Linked DNA regions of Homo sapiens: all the other regions are linked to region 3. The links are chromatin contacts, found by Hi-C or POLR2A ChIA-PET in ENCODE. All regions are on one chromosome and are shown on one strand. Each heading gives the region's core, a stretch centred on a gene start or an enhancer-like site at or near the end of the contact. The rest is flanking DNA. Distances are from core to core; before and after follow the strand shown. Region 1 overlaps LINC00607 (long intergenic non-protein coding RNA 607). Region 2 overlaps MREG (melanoregulin). Region 3 has its middle 51 kb from the start of SPAG16-DT. Region 4 overlaps PECR (peroxisomal trans-2-enoyl-CoA reductase).

Evidence for each region. Hi-C counts contacts between places; a loop is a spot of excess contacts on that map. ChIA-PET counts read pairs that join two places held with the same protein, here RNA polymerase II (POLR2A). Pooled maps may share reads with other maps.
Region 1: a loop to region 3 is called in a pooled map, with 7 times the contacts of the local background. The contact joins two enhancer-like sites. A Hi-C loop is called at or near these places in 1 of 168 maps with a recorded cell type or tissue (natural killer cell), 2 of 37 single-sample maps with no recorded cell type and 4 of 50 pooled maps.
Region 2: a map of GM12878 shows a loop between it and region 3 (9-fold over the local background). The contact joins two enhancer-like sites. A Hi-C loop is called at or near these places in 1 of 168 maps with a recorded cell type or tissue (GM12878), 21 of 37 single-sample maps with no recorded cell type and 7 of 50 pooled maps. POLR2A ChIA-PET finds 5 or more read pairs at or near these places in 2 of 52 experiments (GM12878 and activated B cell).
Region 4: a loop to region 3 is called in a map with no recorded cell type, with 13 times the contacts of the local background. The contact joins two enhancer-like sites. A Hi-C loop is called at or near these places in 4 of 37 single-sample maps with no recorded cell type and 5 of 50 pooled maps. POLR2A ChIA-PET finds 5 or more read pairs at or near these places in 1 of 52 experiments (GM12878).

What each region holds. Positions count from the first base shown.
Region 1 is chr2:215,810,466-215,813,165 of GRCh38, forward strand. The region is part of intron 1 of LINC00607 (long intergenic non-protein coding RNA 607); the gene reads right to left. Among named protein-coding and RNA genes, the nearest start is that of LINC00607, 32 kb to the right of the region's middle. Within about 2 kb of position 1,311, at least 2 of the 41 ENCODE cell types and tissues checked have a DNase peak (open chromatin) inside an H3K27ac peak, as active enhancers do.
Region 2 is chr2:216,005,022-216,007,721 of GRCh38, forward strand. All of the region lies in intron 1 of MREG (melanoregulin), which reads right to left. Among named protein-coding and RNA genes, the nearest start is that of MREG, 7.2 kb to the right of the region's middle. RefSeq lists enhancers at 1-14, 25-174, 1,091-1,140, 1,731-1,780. Within about 2 kb of position 1,335, at least 8 of the 41 ENCODE cell types and tissues checked have a DNase peak (open chromatin) inside an H3K27ac peak, as active enhancers do; they include GM12878, where a contact is called at or near this core.
Region 3 is chr2:213,231,837-213,234,542 of GRCh38, forward strand. No RefSeq gene overlaps it. Among named protein-coding and RNA genes, the nearest start is that of SPAG16-DT, 51 kb to the right of the region's middle. Within about 2 kb of position 1,300, at least 6 of the 41 ENCODE cell types and tissues checked have a DNase peak (open chromatin) inside an H3K27ac peak, as active enhancers do; they include GM12878, where a contact is called at or near this core.
Region 4 is chr2:216,056,404-216,059,103 of GRCh38, forward strand. PECR (peroxisomal trans-2-enoyl-CoA reductase) reads right to left here. Exons shown (of 8, transcript NM_018441.6): 4 at 2,492-2,573. Among named protein-coding and RNA genes, the nearest start is that of PECR, 24 kb to the right of the region's middle. RefSeq lists enhancers at 1,545-1,724, 1,785-1,844. Within about 2 kb of position 1,393, at least 9 of the 41 ENCODE cell types and tissues checked have a DNase peak (open chromatin) inside an H3K27ac peak, as active enhancers do; they include GM12878, where a contact is called at or near this core.

The DNA.
Region 1 (2,700 bases), core at 61-2,560, 2.6 Mb after region 3:
ATTTCCAAATCAAAGCAATCATGCACCTGTAATCCCAGCACTTTAGGAGGCCGAGGTGGGTGGATCACCCTCCTCGAGGTCAGGAGTTCAAGACCAGCCTGACCAACATGGTGAAACCCCCATCTCTACTAAAAATACAAAAATTAGCGGGCGTGGTGGTGCGCACCTGTAATCCCAGCTACTCAGGAGGCTGAGGCAGGAGAATCTCTTGAACCTGGGAGGTGGAGGTTGCAGTGAGCCAAGATCTTGCCACTGCACTCCAACCTGAGTGACAGAGCGAGACTCTGTCTCAAAAAAAAAAAAAAAAAAAAAAGGAAAAGAAAAAAAGAAAAAGAAAAAATGGCTGATTCCAAGTCTGAGAAAGGAAAAGTAGAGGATGAGCCTAGAACATTTTGTCATACTAGACAACGAGGAGGCTCTCAGAGATTACTGAGATTGCTCAAAAGATTCAAAAGACAACTTGAATAGGTTGCCACTGGCCAAAGATAAACTAATTCGACACTTCAGAACACTCACTTCCATTCTTTGAAATCTGTGCTTCCTAGGTGGCTATCTTCAGACTTTGCATTTGAACACTTTAAACTAGATTTTGACCCTTTTGATTATTTTAGGATGACATTTTGGTGACCCAGATGGGACCCAAAGCAAGCCGCCAGTGATCCCCACCATTTCACCAACAACAGTCAGGGCACTGGTATTAGCATGAATGACTTTTGTTCACTCGACCTCACTAGAGCCAGGAGGAGTCTCTGGTGAGGTTCCTCTTCAAGTTCAAATCTCCCTGATTTTTGTTGATATTCAGACCTTATTCAAGCCACCTAATTCCACGCTCAATAGAGCTGGAATTAAAGCTCTGCTTTTCAGGTAAGGTTTTGGGTTTTGTTCTCTAGAGATTCTGCTCTTTGCAGGTTTTGTTTTGTTTATTTTGTGTTTTGTTTTGTTTTTATAGACAGAGTCTTGCTTTTTTTTATAGACAGAGTCTTGCTCTGTTGCACAGGCTGGAGTGCAGTGGTGCACTCATGGCTCACCGCAGCCTCAAACTCCTAGGCTCAAAGAATCCTCCCACCTCATCCTCAGGAGAAGCTGGGACTGTAGGTGCAGGGCCACCATGCCTGGCTAACTTACTTTCTGTAGAGACAGGGTCTCATTATGTTGCCCAGGCTCATCTCCAATACTTAGCCTCAAGTGATCCTCTCAAAGTGCTGGGATTACAGGCATGAGCTACTGTGCCTGTCCTATAGATTTAGGTTAACAGTTGTTTGTTGAACTATGCATTAGAGTTTGTGCAGCCTTTGCTCTCATTCGCACTATGGTCAGGAAAGGAAACCATTTCTCTCTCTGAAAAGAGGAAGTGAATTTTTTTGTGGTTTAAGCAAAGTTTGTAATTAAAAAAAAAAAAAACTGGCTAAACTTGGAAGCTGGGTTCATTTGACATATCTAAAGTCCCTTCTGAGTGGCCAAAGCCAGGGAAAAGCTTTTAATCAGAATGAAGATAAATCCTGAAGATAAGGGACACTATTCTTCCTGGACAAAATGTACCTTAGGCAACTAGGTTCCTGTGGGAGTGTTTGAGCTCATTGCTTGTGATGTGCAATGGTCCCATAGGCAATCCTCAAAGAAGAACACAGGGGGAATCTTGCTTAACCCAGGGGGCCCCATGAAAGGCTGCTCTCCCTGTGCCTTAAGCACCCAGGACTCATGGGTTTTGCCAAGATGTGTAAGAGGGGAGAAGCAACTCGTAGGTGACACCTTGAGGAGTAATCCTCATTGGGCAGCACACCACATCCAAAACATCTTTCACTTTCAGCTTAAAAAGAACTTAATTTATGGGCAGTTATCTATGTAAAACCACATCTTCCTTCTGAAAGGAGAGATCAACCTATGGAAACTCCAGTTGGATTCCTAGGCAATACTTATGGGGCCACCTCCTGTCAATATCTAGAGAAATAGTCTTAACCCGTGAAGACACCAAACTACAATGGCCAAAATGAGATACTTTTGAAATACCTAAATTAGTTTATTTACACACACAACTAGAAAAACAGCTCTAAAATTAAACAATAATTGGGAGAGTTACTTCCAATGGTACTTAGACCTTTTCAAGAGAGGCTCTGACAAAGTTCTTTCCCTATAGGAAGAAGACATAAAGCTCTCCAAAACCACTTCTGAATTAAAGACAACTGCTTTAATATGCAACAAATGTTAGGCTGTGGTGAGCTCAGGTAATTGAGACTCCAGAAGCAAGTAGAACCGATGTATTGAACAGGCGAACTTCTAGGGGATTAAGGATATAGATGACTGTTAAAGGTCAGCATCCCCCTAATTCTGTCCTTCACATTACAATCTCTAGGTCCAATCATCTAAACCCTGTCACTCTTCTACCTCTGGCTTCAGATGAGAGGGCACAAGATTGCAAAATCTTAACCAACCGCTTCTCTCTCCCAGACAGACCTCCAGGAGACTCCCCTTCCTAGCACTGATGTTGTTTGGTTTACAGATGGATCTAACTTAAAGGATGAATCTGGGACTTATTGTGCAGGTTATGCTATAGTATCTTTAATGGGAGAAATAGAAAGTGATTGCCTTCCAGGAGCCACATTCACTCAACAAGCAGAACTGGTAGCATTAATCAGGGCCTGTCAACTGGCAAAAGGAATAACTGCTAATATTCATGCAAGCAGCAGATCTGCTTTTGGAGTT
Region 2 (2,700 bases), core at 85-2,584, 2.8 Mb after region 3:
TATTTGAGGAACCAGGGGAAGCCAGTATGACTGAGAGATGAATAATTAATTTCACCTTATATGCTGACTTTAAACCATACTTAATAGCCCAAAACTGGAAACCACCCAAAAGTCCACCAAGAGTAGAATAGGGGAACAAAATGGAATACAGTCTAAAGCAATAAGGACCATGAACAAGGCTACATACAACAACACGGAGGAATCTCACAAAGCTCCACCAACAAAGTGAGTTCTATGAGAACACACAGTTTGATCCCATTTATGCAAAGTTTAAAGGCAGGCAAAACAAAAGTACATCTTTAAGGTGCACACATAGGTGGGAAAGCTAGAAGTCTAGACATGATCAAGGAGGAGATAAGGGGCTGGCAATAGCTATCTCTTGCCATGGAGGTGGTTACACGAGTATTCACTTTCTAGTTATTCTTTTTTTTTTTTTTTTTTTTTTTTTGAGACAGGTTCTAGCTCTGTCACCCAGGCTGGAGTGCAGTGGCACAGTCTTGGCTCACTGCAGCCTCTGCTTCCCAGCTTCAAGTGATTCTTCTTCCTCAGCCTCCAGAGTAGCTGGGATTATAAGTGCCGCCACCACACCAAGCTAATTTTTTTGTAGTTTGAGTAGACACAGGGTTTCACCATGTTGGCCAGGCTGGTCTCAAACCCCTGACCTCAAGTGATGCACCTGCCTCGGCCTCCCAAAGTGTTGGGATTACAGGTGTGAGCCAACCATGCCCAGCCTATAGTTATTCTTTATACTGAACATATTTGTGTATGTTTTTTGTCTGTAATATCACACATTGGAACACAAGTTTTTAAAAGATTTTTGTAAAAAAAAAAAAAAAAAAAGCTAAGTAAGAGCCAATTCAGGACAGTGTCAAACAGTTCAGGGGTTCTTTTGTTGCACACTATGTCACCAAAATTATTTCCTAAAAGGGCACAAAAGAATAGAGTGCATGGTATATAACTGTCACAAAACAAAGATTTATTAACCAGACTAAAATGACTTCAGGTGCTAACAGAATAAACTATTTTACCCAGCATTTAAGCAGAGTTTATACTTTTTAAACATAGGTGGTGTAGTGATAAAATCACTTCAAGAGTCTAGAGAATAAAAAGTTGCAAGAAACTCTCACATGATGTGTAGGAGAAAGAAATTTCATCTTCTCGGGAACTTCCAATGGCACTATGACTAATGCAAGTCACAAAAAGAGAAGAGGGACGCTGTGGCTTGCCGGGGAAGAAAACCTTTAAAAGTCATCCTTGTGAATTTTGGACAGCTGACTTCTTATAAAGAGCTTCCCTCCTACGCGTTGGGCCTAAAGCCCAGTCCCTGGGACAGCACTCATGCACCTCTGGCCCTCCCCTATCACTCCCCTGTCTTTCAAGAAGGCAAAAGCACCAGCCTTGCAATGGGAATCTTCCAGCCAGGGCACTTTCCTTCAGTAAAAACCCTTTGTGCCCCTGCAGGCACTTCCTGTGAATCATTGTCCGGCCCCGGAGCTACCGGCTTTGCAAACTGCAGGTTTCTGCAGGAAGCCACAGATGAGGTGTGCCAATCTGCCCAATCTGCTCAGAGACCTGGCTCCGGAAAACCCAATAGTATGTGCTGGGAAAAAAGTCAGGCCATCTGGGCCCCGGTCTGAGAAATCTCACTGACATAAACGTACTCGTCAACTTTCTAAAAGCCCTTCCAATGGGGAGAAGATGATTTGGTCAGCTCCAAGGTCATGTGAGTCCACACCGTAAAATGAAAAACCCTACAAATGTAAAAGATTATTATACTTCTAGAGTTGGTGGTGATTCCCTTTTACATGTTGTGAGCCCTCCCTTACCCCCACCCTTCTTTCCCACTGGCACCTGGTTTCCCTAGCTTCAATGCAGGAAAAGACCCAGTGTTTCTGGACCCTGGGCTATAACAATTCAGGGAAAGATTCAAACTCCAAACACAACTTCTAACACACACCACGTAAGCAGCTAGTTCCATACCTCTCTGCACACCAGAAGGGCTCTGCTCTTTCTATGGCATTGAAATCTACTAGCATATGAATCCCAGTTCGACCACGTGTGCCTCTAAGCAAGTTACTGAAGTTCTCTGTGTCTCAGTCTCCTCAATGGCCAACTGGGGATGGTGGACATAATTACAGCCAATCTTCATTATTTGGAGATTCTGCATTTGCAAATTCGCCCACTCGTCAAAATTTACCTGTAACCCCAAAATCAATACTAGTGATGTTTCCAAGGACATTCATGAACATGCCTAGAGTGACAAAAAATTTAGAGTTGCCTGAGACGCACAGCCCCAGCCGAGGTCAAAAGGCAACACTCAGGCTTCTTGGTTCAGCTCTCAGATTGGAAACAAGCGTCCTTTTTGTGATCACTTAGCAACATTTTATTTATTTATTTATTTATTTATTTATTTATTTATTTATTTTGAGATGGAGTCTCGCTCTGTCACCCAGGCTGGAGTGCAGTATCTCAATCTTGGCTCACTGCAACCTCCGCCTCCCAGATTCGAGTGATTCTCCTGTCTCAGCCTCCAGAGTAGCTGGGATTACAGGCATGTGCCACCACGCCCAGCTAATTTTTGTATTTTTAGTAGAGATGGGGTTTCACCACGTTGGCCAGGCTGGTCTCATACTGCTGACCTCAAGTGATCCACCTGTCTTGGTCTTCCGAAGTGCTGGGATTACAGGTGTGAGCCACTGC
Region 3 (2,706 bases), core at 50-2,549:
TAGCCTGCCTTGGGAGCTATGCATTTAAAATGGTCCCCAGGTGACTCTAAAATGTGTCCCTAATTAAGCTGTCTTTTTGCTTTCATAGATCTTTTAATTCTAAAGGTAAGGTTAGCTTTTCTCTAGTATTAGCAGGCACAGCTGGAGAAAGAACATGCTATTGATTCCCCAGAAATTCTGTTTTCCAATCTTATGTGAGTTTGGCTAGAGTAGAAAAATAAGAATGTGGGAGATAATTAATAGAGTATCTAGATTCCTGAGGGCCCATCACCATGTCCACCTATGTACAAACTAGAACTGCTTTTGTGTTCTCTTGTTCTGCTTGATCCTTACAACATTTGCCCACCTGCTGAGTGAATTTTTAATACACCAGTGCGAGCATTTAGAGTTCTTGTTAGAAAATGGTTTGACAGCAGTACATGATATCTCAGTTCAATGTAGCAAAAATATTTGTGTTTTATGAAGTATTTTCTTGAACTTTGATATTTTTAGGTTTGCTTTTATTATATTACTCCTTAAATATAATAACTCATTGTAATATCTTAAGTGTTATTATAATGTAACAAAAATGATATGTTCTTGAGAGGGGATGGGGTTGCCTAACATACGGCCAGGAGTGGGCAAAGCACTCTGTAATCTGTAAATAATAAAAAAAAAAGTGGAATCAAATTAAAAATCACCTTCATGAATTTAATGAATCATAAGATGTTGATCCTTGCACAACAGTTTGTTATGCACACATTTTGCATACCACACCTTTTGCAAAAAGTTAAGTTCGCTTTTTTAGAAAGTGTACATAGTTCACCTTCATCCGAGGAGACGGTTCAAAATAACTGTGAAAGCAAGTTTTAAAAATAATTATAAACCTACCAAACAGTAATTGTAACAAAGGCAAGCAATGCAGAAATATGAAAAATAAAAGGAATAGTTGCCCTTCTATCCTGTACCTCATGTTACAGAGACATATACTGTGTGTCACTCCAGGACTGTATTTATATAGAAAAACACACATGCATATGCACACACACACACAAACACACACACTCTCTCTGTCTCTCTCACCAGAGGCTTATTTTTCTTTTAACAAAAATTGTCCCTTTTTACATGTGAAAAATGGTCCCAACAAATGTTTTAAGGCATTTCTTAGATGCCTAAAGATTAGGAAACACTGTGCTTGGGCTAATTTTGGGACTCTGAGGATATGAAGAGTGAAAAGCTGTTCATACCCAATTTTTCTGAATGTCAGGGAAAGGTACACCTGTTTTCAAGTCTTTACATCTCTGTGTCTCCCCAGGGGATAGAGCTTTTACTCAGGGGATTTCTGGTTGGGGGAAGAGGGTCTGCACCACAGTCTCACTCTAAGTGATTATTATCACACCGGTAAGTTTCCACTGTGGCTGCTGCGTGCAGGCTGTGAACACATTTGAAGTCAGCAGGGGACCGTTAGAAACCTCCCCTTTGCTGAGACGGAGCTGTAGAAACTTCTGCTTCACTGAAGCATACTTGCAACCTGCGGTCAGTCGCTTCTTTTTTCATGCAGTGCTGTTTTAAACTGTCTTCTATCCCACAGAGCAAAAACATACCCAACAAAAAACAGTACAAACAATCCCCATGAGTGTTTTTGAATTTTCCTCTGCTAATCTCATTGTTAATGGTATGAGGTCTTGCCAGGAGCCATTTGTGGTTTAGACACACTAAATAACATAACATTCACACAGTTAAAAACAATTAATATTAAGCATCAAATCAAAGGCTATTTGATGAAAAACATAGGCTAACTGACTTTTCTACCTATCTTATAGAAACGAATTTCATCTTTTTTACAGGTCTCTGATTGCTAGATGAGGGGGCATATTTAGTAATCTGCAGAAGATATAGGATGCTACACTTTAATAATGACATAATTGCATAAATTGCACACTAAGTTTGCATATTAGATTATCAGCCAAAGATTATCCTGTGTAAAATAAAAATGCTCTCCATTAGTTAGTGGAAAGTGATTCAAATCAACCTTGCCTTATCTATGGTTGTCCTTAGCTGGCAGTGGATTTAGCAGTACTTAAATCTCTATTTGGTATGAATTGAAAGGATGTTGTCCTTGGTTGACAGCACTGATTTTTCTATCAAAAGGAGTTTAAGTAGAATTACCATGTATAGTAGAAATTTCAGAAGGAATTTAAAAGTCATGCAAATAAAAAGGATCCCACAACCATTATCTCTAATCTACCCAGGACTAATTAAATTTCTGTTAAAAATACTTTGAAGTTCACATTGTATGCAAAACAGGATATGAGAAGTTTATGTGGTTACAGGTATTATTTGTCTTCCTAAATCATTAAAAAACTATAAGTTAGAGACAAATCAAATCCCACCATCAACTTATTTTGAAAACAGTGGTAGGTCATGGTGATGAGGCACATCCAGAAAGTTATTGGCTTTATTTATTTACTTGTCGTTTGTCTTACTAATAAATCATAACATTGTTATAAATCATAAGCCTTCAAAAATGATTGAGACTATAAAAAGTAATAATCATGATAATTTTGTTACTTTTACTAGTTTAAAAGACATCAGAACCACTAGTTAAATAAAGAAATTGCTAGTTTGAAAACAGACTGAATAAAAGCACATATTCTTTCAATTTATATTGGTTATGGATGCTGCCATTGGATTAATTTCATCTTTGGCATTTGTAATTAAAAACAC
Region 4 (2,700 bases), core at 143-2,642, 2.8 Mb after region 3:
ACAACAGAGTAGACCACAATAAAATTGAAAATATCAGCCGGGTGTGGTGGCTCATGCCTGTAATCCCAGCACTTTGGGAGGCTGAGGCAGGTGGATCACCTGAGGTCAGGAGTTCGAGACCAGCCTGACCAACATGGTGAAACCCCGTCTCTACTAAAAATACAAAAAACTACTGGACGTGGTGGTGGGTGCCTACAACCCCAGCTACTCAGGAGGCTGAGGCATAAGAATCACTTGAACCCAGGAGGCAGAGGTTGCAGTGAGCCAAGATCGCCCCATTGCACTTCAGCCTGGGCAACAGGAGCAAAACTCCATCTCAGAAAAAAAAAAAAAAAAAAAGGAAAGAAAGAAAAATCAGAGTGCACAATACATAGTAAGAATGTTTGCTTCACGAATTTTGTTTTGCCTATAGACACATATACACATATGTGTTTACTAGGTCAAGATGTAAAATTTCTTACTATGAGTCATGGTCCAAAGTGTGAAGGCCACTGGAAAAGGAAACGATTCTTAAGAGAACAAAAGCAAGAAGTATCTGAAACACTTCTTTTCCATGTTAAAGACAAGCTGTGTTTTTTTTCTAGCCAACCGAATATCAGAAAAGCCAGTGATTTCATTTCAAAAATGTATTTTAAGAAAAGAAACTCTCATTACTTCTTACATATGCATGAAAGAGGACACATTTCACTCATAAAGGAACTACAACTTTTCTAAAGGGCAGTTTGGCAATATCTCTTAAAATTACAAAGGCATTTGGCTTTGGACTTAGCAATTATACCTCTTGCAATTTAGGCTACACACTATCTGATGTACAGAAAATGTTACTTACTGCAGGTGTTTAGTTTGGTTTTGGTAATAACAAAAGGTTGGAAACAACCCAAATGCTCACCAACTGGAAAATGGTTACACAAATCATTCCTTACTTATGGTTTATAAAAGTGGCATATTAGCCATAAAAAAATAAGAAGAAATCTCTTTAGACTCTGTTAAGAAAATATCTCCAGGATATTTGCTTCATTTGAGAACATCAAGATACAGAATAGTGTTTATAGCATCCTAAATTTGTGGTTAAAATGTAGGAAAAAGATATGCCCCCAAAACTATTAACACTAGTTGCCTGTGAGGATGGGAAATGCCAGAAAGAACCTACAATCTGAATTATTTCTTCCAAGATGCTAAAATAGGTAAATACATTTAGTAAAGAATAATGAGCAGGAAAAGAAGGTAGAGTGGTATCAATGGCCTGCACACCATTTTTTACTCTGTTTTTAGTAACATCACATTGATTTCCACTTGAGGAAGTACCTCTTGCCTGTTCTCAGTCCATGTCTGAGCGATGATGACCACAGTTCCTCATTCCTCAGGCTGACCATGCATAGCAGAGCAACCTCATTTCTACAGTTTTTGGTTAATGACTGAACACATAACCAGGCAGGGTCAGTTAATGAGTATCCTCTCTGGGACCTGCTGGCACCATTAATATTGTTTTTGCTGGCATGACTTGAGAGGCACTCTCTCACTGGAGAGTTAAGAACAGCTAGAGTGTTGACCTGTAACTCTTGCTAGTACTCGCCTTTTGCCACACCTAGAGACAGCCTGCCTGAGAATGTACGCAGACATGAAGAAAGCAAAACCAAAAGGAGAGGCAGCTTCCTGCTAACATTGTGGCTGAACCTAACATGCCCTTTCCGCAGTGGCTCTGCAGGTACCAGGATCCCCTCCAGGGCTTGCACGACGGCTGCGCTCTGCCCCCAGAGTTTCTCTTGCAGCAGATCTGGTGTGGGGCTGGATAATTTGCTGTGCTAACAACTTCTCCCAAGTGATGGGGATGTGGCTGGTCTGGAAGCCACTTTTGGAGAACCACTGCCCTAGATTTTTACTTAAGCCAAGTTGAATTTTATTTTTATCCTATACATGTTTGGGAGTTCTGCATAATCCAGGAAATGAGCAGGGTACTAAAATTTGCATAAAGGAGGCATGCTGTCTGTGTACAGAGTGGCTAATCAGAGGCACAAAACCTTAGAAACTTTTGGAGAAAAAATCCTGGATTATCTGTTAGGAGGAACAACTTAGCAGTCCTGTGTAAAATCAAGTAGCTATATTAATGGTATTCAAATCTAAATTAACACAGATTAGTTTCATTTCTATACTTTAACAAATAAGCTATTCCTAGACAGTGATGGCCAGTTTAGTCACATCGGGATTAGAGTTGCCCAAGAAAACACAAGACATCCAGTTTAATCTGAACATCAGACAAAAAACAAATACTATTTTCCCTTTCCTTGGTAAATCTGGCAGTCCGCATCTGGATGAAAATGTTTTAGAAGTACTTTGAATTTTAAGTTCAAATAAAATAAAATGTTAACTGTTAGAATCACAGCTCATTAAAGGTATTAATGATCTTGATTTAAGAAATGTTCCCTAACATGCTTCCCCCAATCAGAAGACAAAACTCAAAGACTTAGAAAGAAAACTATATAAAAACGCTTACACAGCTAATGGAAATCCAGCTTTAGTAGGGACAATGATATTGACGATAGATCCTCCATGCTCTTTCATCCAGGAGCTGTAAACTGCAGGATAGAGGCAAACTCAATCATTAAATTTTTAAAGTATCCTGGCCCTCCTGATACCTTGTTTCAGCACACTGCCTGTTTGATATGTTTTACACGTCCATTTACATTTCCTTATAAAAAGCCT